Regions from separate parts of the Homo sapiens genome. Here region 1 is linked to region 2. A link is a loop called in an ENCODE intact Hi-C map of the cell type or tissue named here. Cell type or tissue: Caco-2. All regions are shown on one strand.

What was found. Hi-C counts contacts between places; a loop is a spot of excess contacts. Peaks named below come from ENCODE experiments on the same cell type or tissue, not always from the same donor. Only the 100,000 strongest peaks of a DNase experiment are listed, where the experiment ranks them.
Region 1: it touches region 2 in a loop (7-fold over the local background); 3 of 110 quality-filtered maps call a loop at or near these places.

Annotation. Positions count from the first base shown.
Region 1 is chr6:158,605,156-158,613,155 of GRCh38, reverse strand. TMEM181 (transmembrane protein 181) reads right to left here. Exons shown (of 17, transcript NM_001376852.1): 7 at 7,809-7,889; 8 at 5,813-5,912; 9 at 4,693-4,823; 10 at 4,406-4,497. MIR7161 (microRNA 7161) reads right to left here and starts at 3,449; the gene lies at 3,366-3,449. It also overlaps the pseudogene TATDN2P2. RefSeq lists an enhancer at 3,336-3,837. In Caco-2, a CTCF peak has its summit at 7,671; DNase peaks (open chromatin) are centred at 1,335 and 7,715; H3K4me3 peaks cover 207 bases.
Region 2 is chr6:158,532,526-158,540,525 of GRCh38, reverse strand. It overlaps a transcript of TMEM181 not described here. Among named protein-coding and RNA genes, the nearest start is that of TMEM181, 24 kb to the left of the region's middle. RefSeq lists an enhancer at 3,155-3,449. In Caco-2, no CTCF peak of the experiment used is centred here; DNase peaks (open chromatin) are centred at 3,425, 3,714 and 4,265; H3K4me3 peaks cover 1,846 bases.

The DNA.
Region 1 (8,000 bases), 73 kb before region 2:
GGAATCAACCCCTGCATACATCACACTCAAGTCAAAGCCTGAAAAGCTGAGGAAGCAATCCCAACAGCCCAGAGGAACGTCCTAAATATCAATGTAAAGAAATAAGAAATCTTAAGTTGAAAATCATAAAAAATAACTAACTGAGTGACAATTACTCATCTGACTCAGTCTCACTCTTACCTCACCAAGTACTTTTTGTCATTTCTACCTCTCCTTTTAAGCCAAATATTAAAGCTTTTTTATGGAAATTATTTACCATGCCACCCTTGCGGGAACTGCTTTACTGGACTATTTGCAGTAGGACTATGTACTGCAGCACCCTGAGGGTAGGATATCAGACAGACAATCTCAATTACCGTAGCATTTTGCTTAATTACTATCCTTACAGCAGGAATAACAGTTACTAATAAAAAATAACACATGGGTCTTTCCAAACATGTGCCTCTGCCTCTCATTGGGAAAGAAATGTTGCTTCTATCTCAACCAATCAGGTCTCGTAAGAGAGGCTGCTAAAAATCTCAAACAAAGGGCTAAAATGCTAAGCGAATACCAAAACAACCAAATGAATTATTGGTTTGGGAACAAAAAGCATACCATGGGTCATCCCATTCCTGGGCCCTCTCCTAATAATAAGCCTAGGACTAATGTTTTTACCCTGCCTAATTAACCTTTTTCAAAGATTCTTAACTGACAGGAGCATGGCTATTTCACAGACAACTATCCAAAACATCTACAGACGGCATTGCTCCCGCAGTCAATCCGAGACCAAGGGACTCTCTACCTCTCCCACCCAGCAGGAAGTAACCAGAAAGAACACGTCGCCCCTGGTCCTTTTATAACTATAGGGTCTGGAATGACAGAGCAGGAGCACCGTCATCTTGGACAAACACCCCCATTTTCAGTTCCAGCTCCCTTTCTAACTTCTTACGTTTCAAGGAAATCACTTCTAACAAAAAGCAGCCAGAAAGAGTAGACAGTAAAACACAGATAAGACAGCTGGGCACAGCTGGGCACCCAAGTCTCTTGGGTAACCACCGAACTTCACACTCATGTTTTGGGAGTGTAAATGGGCCCCCAAAAATGGGCCCCAGTAAAAAAGTAGGCCCTAATAAGCACATTCCTTTCCCTTTAAATGCGCTAAGATAGACAAGCTAAAAGCAGACTAGGAGGTGGGGGGGGTATCCCTGCAGCTGCAGGGAGTTGTATGGGAACAGACACAAAACCTCCCCCTCCCAGATAAGCAAGGCGAAGAGATACAGAAACATTCCAAGCCTGTGATAACCTCTTCTGCCCTGAACCCTTAAATACTCTTAGCCTGTAAGAGAGAGTGACTCTGACCTAACTCGGCCAGAAGGCCCTCTCAGGTTTATTGTCCAAAACAAACCTGTCTTTGACTGTTGAGCCGCTTTTCCTGTTTCTTTCCTTTCTTTAACTCTTACATTCCTCCCCGGCATTCCTCGGGCACAGGTGTGGGCGGGGCCGCCACCAAAGGCTGCCTGATTCAGAGCACTCAGGGAGTCCTTTCGTCAGGGGGAACCCCTCCACATCCTACCAATCCCTTTCTAGAAGAAATAGCTTCTCTAGAAAAGGAAGCCTGCAGCTTTAAGGCTGATTCCAAAGATAGTTCTCGTAACTCCATGAACTCTTAATTTGCAACTGAAGCTGAGAGTCAGAATGATACGACTGAGGAACCCAACAAGGTCCAGAAAAGGAAGACGGATAGACTTCGACATCAGGGCTCCACAATGATCTACCTGGAGGCTAACCAGGGCATCCAGGGAAATCAATGCCGAAAAGGAAGGGAGAGGCTGTCACTAGTTCAAAACCAAGCATAGCAGAGTGTCCCAGTTGTGGAGAAGGACCAGCTAGGAGTGAAGGACCAGCCAAGACTGAGAAGGAACAGCCAGGAGTGTCACAGTCACCCCTGCTGAGAAGGATAGTCAATCCCAGAGGTCAGTGGAGAAGGACAAGACAGTGCCAGAGAGGAGCAGCTTCTGTGACAGGAGAGTAGTCACAGACCCTCAGGAGAAACCCACTGAGGAGCCCCTTGGGGACCAAAGGACAGTCACTGACAAATGCTCTCCACCCCTCGAGTTTCTGGATGACTCTCTCATTTAGAAATCCGAAAGCATAAAGATAGGGAGGTGGTGATGGAGCACCCCTCTTCAGGAAGCAACTGGTCTGATCTGGAGATCTCCACGGTCAGATTCTCTCAGGAGGAACCCGTCCCACTGAAACCCTCAGCCATTCCAGAGCCTTCTTCCTTCACTACTATGTCATGTACCTGCCTCATTTTTACAGTAGTCCTTGGTGTGAGTATGTCAGCTAGTGCACCAGCAGCCCCAAGCCTGCCGGCTACCTGTCTGTGAGCAGCAGCAGCAATGACGCAGCACAGGCTGGGAGGAGCAGCCCGAGTGCCTGAGTGATTCTTCCCCCAACTCTGCAGTGAGCGCCCATAACGTCTCCAGAGATGTGGAGGCCTCAGAGGAAGGCAGCTCCCAGAATTCTCACTCATTTCACTTCTCCAGAAGCTCGGGAGGAAAAGAGGTGAAGCAAAGAAGAACATTCCAAGAGGAGATGCCTCTGTGTCCTTGTGGAGGACACACATCCAGCTCCCTGCCAAAGAGCCACTGGGAGCCAAGCCTAGAGCAGGGCTTCACTGATACCCACTGTCATTTGGATATGCTGTATTCCAAGTTGTCTTTCAAAGGGACCTTGACTAAGTTCAGAAGAATTTACAGCAGCTCCTTCTCTAAGGAATTTCAGGGTTGCATCTCTGACCTCTGCCACCCTCACCCTGACAAATTGCCTACGGGGGGAGCTGTTGAAAGAGAATCTGGTCTGGGGGGCCTTTGGCTGTCACCCTCATTTTCCATGTTACTACAATAAGAGTCAGGAAAGAAATCTTTTACAAGCCTTAAGGCACCCCACGACTGTGGCATTTGGAGAAACAGGCTTCAATTACTCCTACAAGTGCACCATGCCTGTCCCAGAACATCACAAGGTATTTAAGAGACAGCTTGAGCTGGCTGCGTCTCTAGAGAAGCTTTGGTGATCCTCTGCCAGCAAGCTGACGAGGATCTGCTGGACACCATGAGAAAATGTGTGTTCTCTGACTACAAGATACACAAGCATTGCTTCACTGCAGCTACCTGGCCATGGAACCCCTGCTGAAGTACTTTCCCAACGTCGGTGGGCCTCATGGCAGTCCTGACGTACTCCTCCACCTGAGAAGCCCGGGAAGTGCTGAGGCAGATCCCACTGGAGAGAATCATCATGGAAACGGATGCTCCCTACTTCCTCCCTAGCCGGGTTCCCAAAAGCCTTTGCCAGTATGCCCACCTGGGCCTGGCCTTGCATACAGTCCTGGAGACTGCCAGAGTCAAAGATCTAGTCTCCCACACCCTGGCCACTTTGCGTGAGAACACCAGTTGCCTCTACAGTCTTTAAGCAGAGAGGGCACAGTCATTGGGAGTCTCCCAGAAAAGGGCAACTAGCAACCTGACGTAATACAGGCTGGCCTGAAGTCTGTGTCCCAGGGGGAGGATGTGTTTGGAAGGCCGACTGGAACACAGAAAACCAGGACGGGATATTTTTCCTCAAAGCGGGTCATGAGGCTTCAGTTTCTGGGTAGTGGGTGTGGAATGAGGGGTAAGGGGACTGCCTGTAATAGCATTGGGGTTTTGCCTCCCAGCCAAAATGCTCCAAGGTAGGAGCAAAGAAGGAGTGTGACATGAGGGTACAATGAGTTTGCCAATCCAAATCCTGTTCTCTGCAGCCTGTGTTTTTGAGCAGCCTGTGACTAAAGTCACCCTCCTATTCGTCTAAAAAAAAAAGAAAAACATAGTATGGGTATACATAGGGTATAAACAGCTATATATAAGGATCAGTACTATCCAAGACCGCAGATAGTTAATGGGGGTCTGGGAACAAATCCCCCAAAAATAAGGGGTGTCTACTGTGTCACCAAGTTAGATAAACTGAAAGCTGATTCTTTTCTGGATGAGTTCACAGAACACAGTTTGATTGTAAGCCTTTTCACCTTTTTTTTTTTTTTTGAGACAAGGTCTCACTCTGTTGCCCAGGCTGGAGTGCAGTGGTGCAATCTCGGCTCATTGCAACCTGTGCCTCGCAGGCTCAAGCGATCCTCCCACCTCAGCCTCCCAGGGAGCTGGGACTACAGGCATGCGCCACCACGGCCAGCTAATTTTTGTATTTTTGGTAGAGACGGGGTGTCACCATGTTGCCCAGGCTGGTCTTGAACTCCTGAGCTCAAGTGACTTGCCTGCCTCAGCCTGTCAAAGTGCTGGGATTACAGGCGTGAGCCACTACGCCTGGCCTGGCCTTTCCACTTTTGTCAAATGCTTTTCATGACTGAAGTTTCACACATAATAGAATTACTCACGTTTGCCATATTCCTAGCGTAACAGAAGCCAACCACAATAGTCCAACAATGAAGAATTTAGGCAAATAGAAAGTTAAACACTTTCTTTCTCCCTAAAAAGAAAAAAATAAGAAGTAAGAAATAAAGAAAACCAAATTGGTAATTGTACATAACGTGATTTTTCCATTGAGTATGGGCCTGCAGACAGGCTTCCATGGATAAATTCACCTTTCTGGGCTGTCCTCAGAGTTCGGGAGGGAGGACACAGTCTGGAACCTCCCCCGGCAGTGAGGGCGGCTCCGGCTCACCTGGACACGAATCCCGTGGTACACGCACAGCCAGAAGAGCAGCAGGGCGCACAGGAACATGGACTGAAAGAGGTCATCCAGCATCCCTGGGAGCCAGCTGTTGACCAGGAAGGAGAGGGGGAAGAACGGATCTGGAACACAAAGGGCAGAAATCCATGTGGAAAACAGGCCCGCCAGCACCTGGCAGACAGCACCCCATACCTCTGCGGGGTCAGCACCTAGCAGAGAGCACCCCATACCTCTGCGGGGTCAGCACCTGGCAGACAGCACCCCATACCTGTGCGGGGTCAGCACCTAGCAGAGAGCACCCCATCCCACTGCAGGGTCTGAGCTCACTACCAGCTTTTCTCCCTGGTCAGAGCCAAAGGAAAGGTAGTGAACCAATGGCTATTTTGTTTTCCAAAACACCTAAAAGCCACTGAACAGATTGCTGCACTGATCACGACAGAGCGCCGTATGCCACTGCCATCAGCTCCTCCCGGAGCCTGGGAGTTCCGACTGCGGCAGCTCGGGAAGCAAACACTTTTGGAGCAGGAAAAGAGGAACAGCCAGCCATGTCTGGCCACCTTCAGCCAAGTTCCAGGACTGCTGTGTCTGTAGCACGTCCAAGTTTTAACTACCGAACAGCCGCCTATTTGTTAGAGAGCCAGGCATCTGCCCCAGCTCGGTGGAACATGGCTCCTGGGGTGGCAGGGAGCACACGGCTACATGTTCCTTCTGGGGCTCCCTACGGGCTCTTCTGGGCCTAGGCCATCTCCAAGATGGCTTCCAGCTTTAGTTTTGTTTTGTTTTAAGAGACAGGGTCTTGCTCTGTTATCCAGGCTGGAGTGAAGTGGTGTCATCATGACTCACTGCAGCCTCAGACTCCTGGGCTCAAGCAATCCACCCACCTCAGCCTCCCAAGCAGTTGGGACCACAGGCACGCACCACCATGCCCAGCTAAATTTTATTTTTTGTAGAGTCTTGCTATGTTACCCAGGCTGGTGTTAAACTCCTGGCTTCAAGCAGTCCTCCTGCCCCAGCCTCTCAAAGTGCTGGGATGACAGGCACAACCCTGCACCTGGCCTCCAGCTTTACATTTTAAAGGGAAAAGTTCCTAAGTAAAAATGGAACTACCCACCATTGTAAAGTAGCAGCAGAGGCAGGAGAACAGACATCCACTTCTGCTCGATGCCCCAGTCTCTCATGGAAAATTTCCGGAGGGAATGCGCAAACAGGCACTGCAAACCAAATCAGGCCTCCAGTTACTGCCTTTGCTCACACCTTGCCTGCAGCCTTTGCTCACACCTTGCCGGCATACCAGGTTGTCTTCTCTAATCAATGGTCTAGGTGCCCCACTAAGAGTCGCTGCCTTAAGCCCTGGCTGAATTGCCTACTGTGTCCTGGAGGCCATCAGTGACAACCAAGACAAGGTTGTTACTTTCTGCAGAGAAGCCACAGCTAAGACAGGTTCCGAGCTGTCCTCACAGGAGCAGGAAAGGAGAAGGAACGTAATCCCTGCAAAAGGAAAGAGGACCCACCCTCTCACCACCACGGCGAGGAAAACAAGGCCCACTTCCACTGGGCCTGCTCCAGAGAGCCAGCACTCAGACGAACCCACCCAGGACACAGGCCACATCTGTGGGTGTGACAGGAGCCTCATGTTCCCGGCAGCGCAACTGCTACAGATGGCAGCAGCTTCCAAGATGGTGCCAGGGCTTGCCCATGAAAAGCCAAGAGAATGTAGGAGTCTTGTAACAAAGGTCAGAGGATGCGTTTCTTTTCAAACACCTCCCTGAAGAAGGTGTGTTAGGCCCATGGAATAAGTTTCTTTAAACTGCTTTAAAACATTATATAACATAATTTTTAGGCCAGGGTTTTGTTGTTGATTGTTTTCGTATAATCTGATATAAGCCAACAGTTTTCTAGGCAATGTGGGTTTCCTTGCCTAGGGACCATCTTCCCTCTTTTTAAGAACATACTTGGGGCCCTGAGTAATAAATAGCTCTTTGGACTCCAGAGTGTGGCAGGAGAATCTCAGGGCATCAGAGAGCCTTTGAGAAGAAGCAAGTGTTTCTGGCTGCCCAGACACAAATAACAGCTTTCTACTTTCATTTATGAAGCTCACTGCGGGAGCCCTGAGATCCTGGAGGCCCTGGGCTGGGCGTAAGCACCACAACCTGCAGCTCCCTGTGGCTCTAGCGCCCACGCCCTTCCCTCCAGCTCCCTGTGGCTCTAGCGCCCACGCCCTTCCCTCCAGCTCCCTGTGGCTCTAGCGCCCACGCCCCTCCCTCCAGCTCCCTGTGGCTCTAGCGCCCACGCCCTTCCCTCCAGCTCCCTGTGGCTCTAGCGCCCACGCCCTTCGCTCCAGCAGAGCACCCCCTCACATGTGCACGCGCCTGTGTCCTTCCATGCACAGTTACTCTGAAAAATACCAAGTGTTCCTGGGTGGACACATTTCCTAAATGTCACCTCCCCACCATCCCGCACAAGGACAAGCAGCTGATGCAGGCAGAACGCCACACTTCGGGCGGCAACAGATCACTAAATGAAGCACACTTTCCCTTCCTCCAATTTACCAATTCTTATCTTTGCAGACTGGGGCTCTGGGGGGGCTCCCTTGGGCTTCTCAGGGTAAGCATTTCCCCCAAAGTCATGTGGGTTTGTGGACACAAACCTCAGATCCCAAACGAGCCCAATGCCTGCATTTCCAAAACACTTCTCTTTGGCCTTATTCCTGAAAATGCCCAAAAACGCAAAGGACTGGCACAACTATAAAAATATAAAATATAAAAACCCAAGAGCATGCTGCATCTGCACTCAGAGAAGCTCATTCAAGTAAGGCAGCTTCCTTCCACACAGGTGAAATGGCACTTTTCACCGCACATGATCAACATTTACTTAAAAGTCACGGACGTGCACTCTACAGAAATCCTGAATACATGATACCACATCATTTTTTCTTGCACGGCAGCATCTCGGCAGACACACAGAGTTGTAATATCAGCACAGCCCACTGGATGGAGCATCTGAGTTCAGATCAATCTCCATGTGGCTTGCACCGAAGATCCTAACTGCATAAACCAGCTTCTTCCTGGCTGGGATCTGCTGCGGTCCATCAGGCGAATGGTACTCACAGTGACGATGAAGGTGAGCACCACAAAGAAAAACCGGAACCAGATTTCCAACCGGGAGAAGGCAGGGTTATAAGTCTTCCACTAAAATAGAAAGTGGAGAAAACAATTTGAAAAAAATATATATGCATCTAAGAGAAAATACACCAGATTACTAATAGTTATCTCTAGATGAGACAATATATACACATACAC
Region 2 (8,000 bases):
TACAGGCACGAGCCACCGCGCTCTGCTACCTTTGTCCATTCTACTATTTTTTAGTATCTGGCTACTTTCCAGTTTAGGAGTATTACAACCTGTGCTGTTAGGAACACTTTTTAGTACGTCTTCTGATGGCCCCATGTATGCATTTCTGCAGGGCATATACCCGACAGCAAATGCTGGGCCTGAGGAAATGTGTATGTTCAACTTTAGTAGCTGCTTGCCAAGTGGTTTTCCATAATGATTATAGCAATTTACCCTCCCATCCGCAGTGCGTGAACATTCCATGTCCTTGTTACCATTTTGGTGGGGTGTAGATACGGAGATTCAAGGAGTTTTCTGTAGACTTCAAGTTATTCTTTTTCTTTTAGAGACAGCCATAGAAAGCCAGCCAGCTTCCCCCATGAATATGAATGAGAAGCAGTAGCCCAAATGATTATCAGCAGCCAATTGCTATCAAGTTAAAAAGAAAGAACTTGATTACATCATTAAGCTGCCGAATCAGCAACCCAATTCATTCCCTTATTGTTTAGACTGGTTCGCTGTGGTTTTTCTGTTATGTGTATCTGAAAACATCTTTAGTGCTCTCTTCATAAAGTGTCTGAGTCTTATGAAAATCCGTGTGAAGAGGGTTTCTTTATCCTGATGTGGAAACGGATTGTCCAGTGAAATGCAATTAACTCACCACAAGGCCCGGCAGTTAGCAAGGAGTGGAACTGGGGCTAGAACCAGGATTTCAGATCCCTGGCCTATTGTTTTACCACCTTCCCTCTCCTGACAGGCAGTACAACTGTCACCTCTCATTTTGTGAAAATCGCCAAGAGTCCTTTGATCACATAGCTGCAGCTCTTCACTGATGCCAAATTATGTAGCAAATATGCAAACAGCCATGCTGCTGAACAGAGGGGCCAATCATGTTTTGTAAACGGAGCTTTAGCAGCTGTGTTCTTTGCTTCGCCCTGTTATGAGAAAACTGCCAACCACGTGAGGTGAGTCCCCGGTCCTCCAGGGGAAAGAGCTGGTGCGTTTTACTCATAAACCACCAATAAGGAAATGAAGACGGTGAGAAGAGAAGGAGCCAAAATCACAGTAGCAATTTCACCTTCCAGCTAGACAGATGCGGAGCTGTAACTAGCAGCTTCCCAACTTAGAAACCCGAGTATTTCACCTAGTTTTGTACAGCGACAATCCATTGATATAAAAATTCAATGGAGCTACTCAAGATAGTTCAGTGATCTAAAACATCTTCTCACTATAAAACAGACTTTGTGATTCAGCCTAACTGCCCTGTCTATACAAAATATTGTAAAGTACTCTGCAGTCAACTTGTGCTCATGGCGGGGGGCGGGGCAGAATCCATCACTGATCACTTCCAACCGCTGTGAATCTGTCTTCAAGCTCCAACTCAACTAAGGAAGTGGCTCCTGGAGCAAAGACTCAAATGCTTGCTGTAGTACAGGCAGCCAAATTGCTGATGTCACTTGTCCCGTGTAAAATCCTCTAGTGGCTTCACACTGCAGTCCCAGTGAAATCCACATTCCTTAGTCTGACCTTCAAGGCTCTTCAGGGCCTGGCCCAGCCTCTCTCTCTGACCACAGTGCTCCAGGCTCGCTGGTCTTCCATCTGTGCCTTGAACATTTCATGTTTTTATGGCCTCAGGGACTTTGCAATACTCCTTCCTCTTCTGGGAGTTTCCTCCCTGCCTCCTTGTCTGGTTAGCTCCTCATTTTTCAGTTCTCAGACAAATGTCACTTTCAAGATGAGCCTCACCTGACTACCTTCTGTGTGGCAGCACCCTGTCAGTCTCTCATGTCACTTGGTTTATTATCTGTAAGCCCCAGGAGAGCAGAGACCCTGTCTTGCTCACCGCTGTATTCACAACGCCTAGAACAACAGCAGGAACATAAAAAATGCTCAGTAACTACCAGGTGAATACATTGGTCAGTGAATAAAGATGGAGATTAACCACTGGGGTGTGTTCTCTTCTCGACTATTTGCACTGCGATCATTCCACTTTCACTAGCTGTGTTGCCAAAGAAATATTCCCAAGAAAAGAAAATACAGGAAAAAAAAAAAAGGCCAGGCATGGTGGCTCACGCCTGTCATCTCAGTACTTTGGGAGGCCAAGGTGGGAGCATCACTTGAGCCCAGGAGTTTGAGACCAGCCTGGGCAAGACAGGGAAATTCCATCTCTAAACAAAATATAAAAATCAGGTGATGGGGCACAGGCCTGTGGTCCCAGCTACTCAGGAGGCTGAGGTAGAAGGATTGCTTGGTTGAGCCAGGGAAGTGGAGGATGCAGTGAGCCAAGATTGCACCACTGCACTCCAGCCTGGGCGACAGGGCAAGACCCTGTCTCAATAAATAAATAAATAGGAAAAAAAAAAACAGAGTAGGGGGCGGGGGACGGGGGACTAGCAGAAAAGGAGATTGGAAATAATCTTATTTAACAAGTATGATATGAAACTGTGGATTCTTTTCCCATACCCTCAGGTCTTCCAGGAGGCTGCATTAGACAGATTTCCAGGCTCGCCCCAAAGCTACATCACATGATTTTTTACATTTGTTTAAAATGGGCTTTTTCACTCAGTAACCATGACCACGGTCCCGCTGCGTTGCTGATTAGCCCGTGGGAAGGCATTAGGTTTTTTAACAGATGTGAGGATAAGTGTGACACGCCTTTTTCTGAGCAGGTACCTATGATGAGTACAGGATAGGTCTTAGAAAAATGACCACCCGTTCCCCATAGCAGTGCGACACCCTCGCCATCCTTAGCACAGAGTGAGTAAATCATGATTAAACCTCAGCTTTCTGAGACCTTCTGGTTCAGACTTCCCATTTAACAGATGGGGAAGGTTGAGGTGGGGGGGTGAGGGAGCTTTCTACCGACTCGCGATAGGGTCCTGTCCCGACACCGCCAAGCCTTTGGGTAAATCGGCCATTGGCGGTGAACAGACTTTCCTTCCCCTCCGAACTGCAGAGCGCAGAGAGGAAGGGGGCGGGGGCCGGCGCCAGGGTCTGCAGTCCCCACCGCTCTCCCCTAGGCCGCTGAAGAGGGAGACAGAGATGAACGCAAACAAGTTCCACACAGCCGCTCCCAGGCGCCGTGTCCCCGCATGGCGCCCCGCCGCGTCTTCCCCGCCGCGCCCATCCGCCCCCAGCCCTTGGCGGCGCCCCCGCCTCCGAGGCGTCCTGCAAAGCCTAGGGCGCTCAGAGCTGCGGCCAAGACCCTCCTCCCGACGCCGCAGCGCGCGCGGTCGCCTCCCCAGACTGCGCCGCGTGAGGCCCGAGCGGGGGCGGCGAGGCGGGCGCGGGGGGAGAACGACGCGGGGCGCAGGGAGGAGCCACAACCCGCAGCTCCTTTCCGGGGAGGCGGGAGCCTCGGCTTGGGTTTCAGCTGAACGGAAATCGGCCCTTCGCCCGGGGGCGCCGGGCTGCCCTGAATCCAGGAACCTGCCCGCCGCTGCCAGTATCCCTGCTCCCCGTCCCCTTCCTGGTCCCTCCCAGATCCCCGCCCCGACCCCGTCCCCATCCGTAGGCTCCGCGCCCGGCCGGCGGAGGCGGCCGTCGGCGGGACCAGGCCAAGGCCGGGGCGCGCCGGGGTCCCGGAGGGGACTGCGGCCCGGAAGCCTCCGGCCGCCCCGCCGCTGCCCGCGCCGCGCCCACCTGTAGTAGCGGTCATCCTTGAAGGGCGTGAGGTCCTCCTTGAGCTCGCGGTACGCTTCCCGCAGCCGCCGGCACAGGTGCTTGAGCTCGCTGCAGAGCGGGGGCTCAAAGGCAGGGTACTCGGCGTCCATGCCGCGCAGCCTCCCGGGTCCCGGTCCCGCCGCTCCACCCTTTGTGTCGCCGCCTGCGCCCCCTCTCTTCTCCCAGCACTGGGGATCGGGCTGCTGGCGCGCTGGGCGGGACCGAGGAGGAGGAGCAGGTGCGGGGGAGGTGGTGAGGGGGCGCGCAGGACTCGGACCCAGTGCGCTCAGGGCTCCGCCGCGAGCACGCGAGGAGCTGGACACGGCGCGGGTGGGGGCTGGGGGACCCGGCCCCCCGCCCCGTGAAGAGGCCTGAGTGGGGGAGGGAGCCGCGCCCATCCGCCTCCGCGCCCATCCGCCGCCGCCCCGGGAGAGGCAGAAGGCGGGGGAGGAAGTGCAACACAAGGTCGTCTGCCGCCCAGGACAAAAATCTCAGTGCCGCCCTCGCCATTGGCAGCGCTGGGAAGGGAAGACACTGGAGGTGGGAGCACGAAGGAAAATGGTGCTTGGGGGCGGACCGAAGGCCCTTTCCTGCTGGGGAGGTCAAAGGCTGAAGCCGGCTACCGCGTTCAGCACCGCGGACAGCTCCCGCGGGCGACTTCTGGCTTCTTGGGCTCCACTTGGCCGAATGCAGAAACATTTAAAACTAAGCCCATTAGGGTTATAGTCATAATAAATATTATTTTTAAATGAAGTGTGTCCAAGTGAGGTGCTTCTTCCCACATGTACTAAAACCACCAAAAAAAGTCTAGGCAGAGGAGTTTCTCACCTTCTACAAGCTCAACACTAGTGTGCAAACTATAGTTAACCAGTTAACACGTCTTCTACGGAATGGCTTCTCCAAAGCGTGGTGTGATCTCCTCTTGTGAATTTTTCCAATAATAGGTGGAAAAACAGTCTTTCCAGACGATGTTAGTGCATTTCCAACTGAACCCAGGGCAGGTTTCCACGCAAGGTTGATCCTGCCTGCACTGGGGGAAACCTCTTACTTTTAGGGACAAAACCTACACAATTGAACCTAAATAATTGTGGAATATCGATCCCAGGAATCTGTATTTGTCCAAACTCCACAGGCAAGTCTAATGACCACTCAGGTGCCAGTGGTCTCAGCATTCCCATGTTTCCTGCTGTCTGTGCCTACTCTGTCACTCCACCCACTCTTCCTTGCTCTGTATTTTTATTCCCTCCCTTTACATTTTGGAACAGCTTTTGTATGCTAGCCAGGCTCCCTATCAGGGCTTGCACATCTTCCCATAACTGCTGATCATCTTGCATTGCGCACAGTTAGGTTTTAGCCTTAATTCATTAACATGAGCATTTGTGTTTAATCATCTCAGTATTTTTTTTTTTTGAGACGGAGTCTCGCTCTGTCGCCCAGGTCGGACTGCGGACTGCAGTGGCGCAATCTCGGCTCACTGCAAGCTCCGCTTCCCGGGTTCACGCCATTCTCCTGCCTCAGCCTCCCGAGTAGCTGGGACTACAGGCGCCCGCCACCGTGCCCGGCTAATTTTTTGTATTTTTAGTAGAGACGGGGTTTCACCTTGTTAGCCAGGATGGTCTCGATCTCCTGACCTCATGATCCACCCGCCTCGGCCTCCCAAAGTGCTGGGATTACAGGCGTGAGCCACCGCGCCCGGCCTCAGTATTTTTTTTTTAAAGAGCTCAGGTTTGGTAATATTCAAAATATAGTGCATCAAGAGCCGCACTAAGAAGAACTTCAGAGAACACACATGCAGATTTGTTTTCTGAAATGAGAGAGACTGTGAGTTCAGCATGTGCCATATTTTAAACATTGTATCATTGGCTACAGAGAGCTTATTTTTAGGAGGTATATAGGCCAATCTCCAAGATACATCAAAACACTTAAAAATCCTCTACGGAGCCTTCCTTAGCTTCTCAAGCCTAGTTTTTTTTCCTCCCTCTTTGAAGTACAGTAGCCCCTCGAGGATAATACACATCTGGCTCCAGCACTGTGAGGTACTAATCTATTTTGTCAGCTCTTTTACTACAAATCACTAGAAATTCGAGATAAAACACACACACACGGCCGGGAACGGTGGCTCATGCCTGTAATCCCAGCACTTTGGGAGGCCGAGGCAGGCAGGTCACGAGGTCAGGAGATCGAGACCATCCTGGCTAACATGGTGAAATCCCATCTCTACTAAAAATACAAAAAATTAGCCGGGCGAGGTGGCGGACGCCTGTAGTCCCAGCTACTTGGGAGGCTGAGGTAGGAGAATGGTGTGAACCTGGGAGGCAGAGCTTGCAGTGAGCCGAGATTGCGCCACTGCACTCCAGCCTGGGCGACAGAGCGAGACTCTGCCTCAAAAACACACACACACACACACACACACACACACACACACACACACACAGTGACTGTGCCTGTTATGCACAGCTGAGCCACATACTACAATTTCTTTTTTGTATATTTTATTTCCCATAGAATTAATGGTTGTCATTTTTATTGCTTGATTTTTAAATATACTTATTAATATAACCTCGGGTCCTGCACCAATTGTCTAATTTCTCTTTTAAGATACTCAGGTGCATGAGACAGCCTGTCAGCTTCACCTTTGTGAATGACAGCTCTCATGGGCCTTCTGACCAGCTGTAGAAAAAGTTATCTTCACACCCAGTGCATGGGTGCCTGGAGGGATCTCCCCACCATCATCCTGGTAATTATCTCCCCTCTGTTCTGTTTGAATCCCACATTTTCTATTTGCTGGTAGAAAATATCTTCTACAAGATTTTGAGAAAAGATGCATGGGATGCAAATTTTTTGAGGTTCTGGATGTAGGAAAATGTCATTCTTTTACACTTTCTTAATAGCTTGGCTAGGAATAAAAAATTTGGTTGGAAATAGATTTTTTTGTTTTGTTTTGTTTTTATTTGTGAGACGGAGTCTCGCTCTGTCGCCCAGGCTGGAGTGCAATGGTGCAATCTCGGCTCACTGCAACCTCTGCCTCCCTGGTTTAAGCAATTCTCCTGCCTCAGCCTCCCAAATAGCTGGGATTACAGGTGCTTGCCACCATGCCCGGCTAATTTTTGTATTTTTAGTAGAGATGGGGTTTCACCATGTTGGCCAGGCTGGTCTTGAACTCCTGACCTCAAGTGATCAGCCTTGGCCTCCCAAAGTGCTGGGATTACAGGCATGAGTCACTGCCCCCAGCAATCGGAAATAATTTACCTCTAAATTTTGTAGGTATTTTTCAATTGCCTCTTGGATTCTAGTATTGCTGTTGAGAAGTCCAAAGTCATTATAAATCCTGATTCACCTTACACAGACCAATTGTTTTTCTCTCTACAAGGGTATAAGAGCTTCATTTTGTCCACAGTGTAATGACATTTCAAGATTATGTTATACATTGGCCTAGACTTTTTTTCCTGACAATCTAAGTATTTCAGCTTGAATAAACTTTCTTGAGTTGTTTTTTTGATAATGTCCTTTCCTCTCATATTGTTGCTTTCATGTTTGTTATTTCTTTCTGGAACTCCTATTAATTGAAAGTTGGTCATCCTGAATTTGCCCTCTAATTTTTTTACTAGTTTTCATTTATTTTTCTGTTTCCTCCACTTTTGTTCATTATTTTTTGTTCATTATTTTCCAGTTCTTCTATTAAGATTTTCATTTCTACTATGATGCATTTTTTTTGTTTGTTTTTGTTTTTGTTTTTTGAGATGGAGTCTCGCTCTGTCCCCCAGTCTGGAGTGCAGTGGCGCGATCTCGGCTCACTGCAAGCTCTGCCTCCCGGGTTCACACCATTCTTCTGCCTCAGCCTCCCGAGTAGCTGGGACTACAGGCGCCTGCCACCATGCCTGGCTAATTTTGTTTTTGTATTTTTAGTAGAGACGGGGTTTCACCGTGTTAGCCAGGATGGTCTTGATCTCCTGACCTCATGATCTGCCCGCCTTGGCCTCCCAAAGTGCTGGGATTACAGGCATGAGCCACCGCGCCCGGCCACTATGATGCTTTTAATATCCAAGAGTTTTGATTAGTTCTCTGAATGATCCTATTCTTGTTTCATGGATACAATATCTTCTCTCTCAAGACTAATGATAATATTAAAATATTTCCTTCTCTGCCAGGCGCGGTGGCTCATGCTTGTAATCCCAACACTTTGGGAGGCCGAGGCGGGCGAATCACGAGGTCAGGAGTTCAAGACCAGCCTGACCAACATGGTGAAACCTTGTCTCTACTAAAAATAAAAAAATTAGCTGTGTGTGTGGTAGTGCCCACCTGTAATCCCAGCTACTGGG